Regions from separate parts of the Homo sapiens genome. Here region 1 is linked to region 2. The links are chromatin contacts, found by Hi-C in ENCODE. All regions are on one chromosome and are shown on one strand. The core of a region is the stretch at or near the end of the contact, and the rest is flanking DNA. Distances in the headings are between cores, read along the strand shown. Region 1 overlaps LRIG1 (leucine rich repeats and immunoglobulin like domains 1). Region 2 overlaps ATXN7 (ataxin 7).

Region 1 (3,221 bases), core at 507-3,006, 2.6 Mb before region 2:
GGCCAGGCTCAGGCGCTCTCCTCTGTGTTGCGTTTGGCGAGGGAGCCCGCGGTGCCCTTCCCAGCTGTTGACATGGTCTCTCATCTGCTCTTTTGCTGGAGCCGCGTTTTGGAGCCTGCTTTTCCAGAGTTGACACTGCAGGGGAGGGTGGCTTCTTCCATAGACCGAGGCTGTCTAGACACCCTTCCCCTTGTGGTTATTCTGCTCAGTTTATGCTGAGCCCTCGCCAGGCAGCTGGTTTCGGTTGCTTGAGCTCTTACTTTGCTCAGGCCTCTGCTTTGACAAAAAGGATGACCAGGCCAAGGTAGCTTTTCTCCCTCTTTGCTGCTGGCAGAGAGAAAGACTGCTTTCCTTGACCAGAGGGAGCTGTGAGAACACTAAGGACAGGTTACCCTGCCCTCTGTGGACCCAGCCCAAGTAACTATGTAAATTGATAGAAGCTTCTATGGCAGGAGACTTCAGGCAGATACATTTCTAAATCTGGGCCTTTTTAGCTTGGACTTCAGATGTGAGACATTGGCCCCCACCCCCATCCTCAGACACGCAGGATCTCCATCCATGGCAGAGAGAGCACTGCGAACCCAGCTGGCAGAGCTCCTCTCTGGGCAGTCTCCCAGGCATGCTAGCAAGGGGCAATGGGAAGCTGTGTTCTCCCTGATGAGCTCAGCCTCACATGTTTCTTTTAATGGCTATCGAGATCTTGGACTGTGATGCTGTAGGGAAGCCTTTTGTCCCCAGTGAGCTGGAATAGTCTAGGCAGATTACTGTCTTGGTGGCCTTACGGGGGGTGCTGGAGGGGGTGCTATTGATCTGTTAGCCTAGTTACTATGTCTTTATTACTTTTGATTTTCTGGTGACAAATGTTAGGCATTTATTGAATAAAGAAGAAAGTACAAAAGAAAAAACAACTGATTTCATTGTTCGGTGATAAATATTATCACTGGATAGTGTATAAATTTCCAGTAATGTGTGAGGCTGAATACCTATTTCAGTTATGTTTTAAAGACTCAATATCTTGAATATTTTCCCTGACTTTAAGCAGTTTTTAAAATGTGCTTTAATATTTATTGTATAATAAATTATTACACAACTTACATAAAACTTGTAAAGTTTCTCTGATATTGGGCATTTAGGCTTTTTCCTAAGCTTTGATAGACATCCTTATGCATAAATGTTTAGCCATTTATTTCCTTAGGATGAGTTACCCAATTCAGATAGCGCTGGATATGCAGATTCTTAATATTTTCGGTACCACTGCCTCTGAGAAAGAGGCTGCCAACTTACATGTGAACTTGTGCTTGTCCCACACCCTCACAAACATTAAATGCTGTTTATTTCTGTAATCATGTACCAGTTTAATGGATGGAAATTGCCTCAGATTATTTTAATCTGCATTTCTTTGGATGTTGAGGCTGAAGACTTTACACAGGATACTCCCAGATATTTCCTTTTTCAGTTTCCTTCCTTTGTTGATGCTCAGCCCAGTACATCATCTGCTGTCCTCCACTGTGGTCTTTGGGCTTGAGCACAGTACATCTCTTTGGTACTAGGGAAGCTGTGTTTCTGAGAGAGCACAGGTGTAATTGCATAGAAAACTGTGCTCTCAACAGGCATGTCACATGTTTTGACTCTGAACCAGGACATCTTTGGGTTCTTCTTAAACAGATGTGGACGCGTGTTGCGGAGGGGACTGTTGCAGTGGCTCTGTTGATCCTGTACTGCTGCAGCCTTCTGCAGAGCCAGCCTGCCTGTGCCCAGGCTGCCCGGTCTGTGGCCAGGGTGCCTGGTACCTACAGCTGGTAGGAATCAGCGCAGATTAGCGTGGCTGAGAACCTTTCAGGAACAGCTTCCAGCAAATGGAAATTATTTTAAAACAAATTTATGTGGTTTTTCTGTCAAACCTACTTGGAGCATAAACAAGGTTGAATTGTAAGCTGCTTCCCTTCTGCAAGCGAGCCCATGTTTAGAATGTGGCTTTCAGCAAAGTAAACATGGTCTCGAAAGTGAGTTGTCATTGTATGCATGTGCTTTGAAAAGTAAAAGTAGTGCACTGAACGAGCATTCTCATAGATAATTGTGATAGAGTTTTAGACATCCCTTCTCGTTTATTTGTCTTCCTGCCACAAAGATCACTACTTCCTGTAAAGGTTTTAAAGGTAAGGAGTAATTTGGTATTGAAAGGATTAAGGGAAAGAAATGCCAGGTCAGTTTCTGTGGTGAGAAGCATTTTAATTTTGCTCCTTTGCCATGGGGAATATAAAAAACATCTTTTGAAATACTTAATTCTGTGTGCATGCGTGTGTGTATACACGTGTGTGTGTGTGTGTGTGTACATAAACCCTCCGGTCTGTGCATCTTTGAATTCTCTGCCAATTTCGAGGTGGTTCCCCCCACCCTAGGGACAATGTCGGCTTTATTAAATTGGGCACAGCCTCCCTAGAAGGTGAAACAATGCTTTTAATGTTCTGATTATATATTAATGAACAACCAGGCCAAGGGGCACTTGCCAAAAAAGCTACAAAGTGAGAAAGCCACCAATATCAGAGTGAACTTTGCACTCTGAAAGTGTGAATGATGTTGGGTGAAAGAGTTTATGGCGCAAGGGGAGCAACTGGAATCTCTTTGATGTTGTGTAGCATCCTGGCCCCATTAGACTTTGGGCCTTCCCGTTTAACTGCATCTTTGCTGGCGAGGGCAGTGCTGAGGTGTGGTCTGAAATATAGAGGGACCTCAGCCACAGAGGACTGGCATACCTGTGCTGGGCAGGGGGACCGTTGGCCATTTCTATCTGTTTTCAATCAACTTCAACAAATTTTAATCTAACACTGAAACATATAGTTTCACACCCCCACCCTCCCAGCTTTTACTCTGGAGGGACTTTCCAGAAATAGCATGCTATTATTCTCAAATCCGCCTGCCCCAACCACAGAAAAGGGTTAGATCTTAATCTTAATCTAACTGATTTATTTTCTCCCCATTGTGGTGACATTTCCTCCTGCCTTCTGGCTTGGTCTTAATTTTTGAATGGCCACTGGGAGCCCTGCTTTCCACAGCCTTGCTAAATAATTTCTCAAAGGAAGAAAAGAAATGCTCTTTCAAAATGCCAAGAATGTGTTTTCTGTGGGAGGGTAAACTCTAGCTGAGGTTTTCTGCATCTGATGGACTCATGGACAGAGCTTGGGAGCGAGTATAGGACAATCTGGGAAGCACACAGAAGCTGA
Region 2 (3,135 bases), core at 310-2,809:
TCCCTACATTCCTCCCCCTTCCCTTCTCAGAGTGCCCCTTCCAGATGATCTGATGGCTGCTTCTTTCTTTTTTACTTTTTGTGACAGGGTCTTGCTCTGTTGCCCAGGCTGGAGTCCAGTATGCGCAATCACAGCTCACTGCAGCCTCGACCTCCTGGGCACAAGTGATCCTCCCACCTCAGCCTCCTGAGTAGCTGGGATTACAGGTCACCATGACCAGCTAATTTTTTTTGTAGAGATGGGGTCTCACTATGTTGCCAAGCTGGTCTCAAACTCCTAAACTCAAGTGATCCTCCCGCCTCAGTCTCCCAAAGTGCTAGGATTACAAGTGTGAGCCACCACGCCCAGCCTGTGGCTACTTCTTTCTCGGCATTCTGGTCTCAGCTCAAATGTTAAATGCTTAGAAAAGTCTTCCTTGATCATGTTAGTTAGAATCCCCCTAACCCCAACTCATTACCCTACTTTTGACTTCACAGCATTCAACAGTCCTTGGAAATATTTGTGTATTTACTGTATCTCACTTCCCTAGAGGGCTGGGGCTCCATCTGATTTGTGTCACTCTATCCCTAACACCCATCAGAAAACCTGGCACTTAAGTATCTGCTGACCAACTGCCTGACTTGGGAGTTAGGACTGTGCTTTCTCACCTTCTGTGGAGTTGTATCCTCAGACTTTATCTAGCCTAGCATGAGGCCCAGAGAACATGGGATAAAAGCTAAATGAGTGAAGTTAAGGCAAAACAGTCAGAGGATTCTCAAGGCAGTAATCACAAAATAAACAAAATACACTGAGGCCTACTAAAGGACACGGTCTGAAACTGGTCAGAAAGTGAAATGACCAGGTTGGCAAGTTTCAGTTTTGCTTACCAGTAACTGCCCAAAGTAGTTACATAGGTGTCCTTGATCGAGTGTGATTTGCCCTAAGTCCAAATCCTGTAACTGAAAATACAAAATTGGCCCAGAGTGGGATTACACAGAATGATGGCTTCTGTGTTCCATACTTCTATTATTAGTAAAATCTTTACAGTGAGCATGTATTAACTTCTGTAATAATTTTTTCCATTAAAACCAATCTTCCTATATAGTTTCCAAAAAGAACAAGGTAATTTAAGTGAAGAACTGCTAAGTTAAATTGGAAATTTCCAAGAACTGAAAAGGCAATTTTCTAAATTCCCTCTACAGGCAGAAAACCCCCATGACTATCACCACACATTAAAAAAATCATGTAAGTAGGATCCTCATTTATCTTTCTGATCCACTCCCCACCTTCATGATGACTTTATTACATTGCCTATAATTTACCTTTTTTGCCCAGAAAAAAGGGGGTTTGAAAAACATTACAAGCAGCAGCATAAAGAAGCACAAACTACAGGCTTCCAGAAGATGAGCAAGTACAACTCTGCATAAGCAGGAAAAAGTAAATACCCACATCATGCTTCTCTCTGCAAGTCAAAGAGGTGGCTAAAGGAGGAACTAAGAAATGTCACCTCCCACTTCCCATTTTTACTAGAGTCCAAGAAGGCATGAAACTGAGGTTTGGGCATGATTGCTCATGCCTATAATTCCAACACTCCGGGAGGCTGAGGTGGGAGGATTTCTTGAGCTCCAGAGTTTGAGACCAGCCTGGGCAACATGGTGAAACCCCGTCTCTACAAACAAAATACAAAAATTAGCCGGGCATGGTAGTGTGCACCTGTGGCCCCAGCTACTCAGGAGGCTGAGATGGGAGGATTGCTTGAGACCAGGAAGTGAAGTCAAGCCTGCAGTGAGCCATGGATCATGCCACTGCACTATAGCCTGGGCAATACAGCAAGACCCTGTTTCAAAAGAATAAAAAAGAAAAAAAAAGAAAAAGAAAAAAACTGCGGTTCATTTGCTACACTCTGTCATGCCAGAGTTTCCTCTCACTGCCTACACCTTGTGTGCTAAAGCAAAACTGGCATTTCACTTTCTGCTGCTCCTCTGACAGTCCTGGCTGATGACTTGATTAAAGGCGTGCTTGTGACACTGTGCTTTCATTACTGATAACCTGCATTATATCATTTAATTCTCCCAACCCCTATTAGTTACTAGCATTATTCTCATTTTATACCTGAGTCAAGTGAGGCTCAGTAAAGCTATGCGGTTTCCTTCAAATTGCTCACCTACTAGATCTTAGATTTGAGCCCAGGCTTAATTCTAGAACTGGGGTTCCCAGAACTGTCTCTGTGTAAAGCTAACTTCTGCAAACTTGCCATATGGAACCTCTTTTCTGCATAACACCAACCAAGAGCACACAGAAACAGGGTTCCCTGGAACACGCTTTTGGAAATAATGATTTAAAGCTATGGTACTCAAACACCAAAATAGATACTCTTCTCTGCGAAGACCACAGTGCTTTTTCACAATTAAAGGACTGTCCTTTATTCCAAAACAATGTTCTCATACTTTTTTGAGGGGAAGTACATATAAATTGCCAACAACCGTATGTCTGGAGTCCCCAAATTATTTCTGAAACTTTCTTGTTTGAAATATAAAGCCTGGGGACCACTGGTTAAAAGCATTACCTTTTTTTCTGTTGCATGACTGGAGTTCAGGATTATGGAAAACATCTGTATAACCTGGGAGGGAAATAGTTTCTGTTTTAAGATTGTGAATCTAATTGATAATGAACTAGTGCTTTTTCCTTGCCATATGCTTACATATAAGAGAAAAAAACATTTCATGCTAGCAGGGTCTTTATTACAAAGAAGAACAAGAATACTTAATCTAGTTTTACGTTATGAGTGGGTGAAATGCAAAAATCGTTCTCCTTCTTCTGCTCATTTATTATAATCCCTGCTGTACAAGATGAATATAAATGTAACCCTCTGCCTTTTTCTCAAAAGTACAGTAACTCCAACTGCTAAGTCTACTAACAGGCTTCTTTTTCTTAGAACTTCAATCAAAAAATACTTTAATAATCAGAGGGGCACATTTATTAGAAATACTGCAATAAAAACTTTCAACAACAATGTGATTAAAAGCAATCTTGCACTGAAATGCTATTTAAATAGTGAAATTTCACTTCTCCCTTTCTAAAGGAATTTTTTTTAATGGCACAAATCCCAGATGATTGTGTTTGCTATCTGCTGCAACCTTAGCTTTCATTTAATCT

Evidence for each region. Hi-C counts contacts between places; a loop is a spot of excess contacts on that map. Pooled maps may share reads with other maps.
Region 1: a pooled map shows a loop between it and region 2 (4-fold over the local background). The contact joins two enhancer-like sites. A Hi-C loop is called at or near these places in 1 of 168 maps with a recorded cell type or tissue (CD8-positive, alpha-beta T cell), 1 of 37 single-sample maps with no recorded cell type and 7 of 50 pooled maps.

What each region holds. Positions count from the first base shown.
Region 1 is chr3:66,480,631-66,483,851 of GRCh38, reverse strand. All of the region lies in intron 1 of LRIG1 (leucine rich repeats and immunoglobulin like domains 1), which reads left to right. Among named protein-coding and RNA genes, the nearest start is that of LRIG1, 19 kb to the left of the region's middle. Within about 2 kb of position 1,756, at least 28 of the 41 ENCODE cell types and tissues checked have a DNase peak (open chromatin) inside an H3K27ac peak, as active enhancers do.
Region 2 is chr3:63,920,740-63,923,874 of GRCh38, reverse strand. The region is part of intron 4 of ATXN7 (ataxin 7); the gene reads right to left. Among named protein-coding and RNA genes, the nearest start is that of ATXN7, 58 kb to the right of the region's middle. RefSeq lists an enhancer at 1,775-1,874. Within about 2 kb of position 1,559, at least 4 of the 41 ENCODE cell types and tissues checked have a DNase peak (open chromatin) inside an H3K27ac peak, as active enhancers do.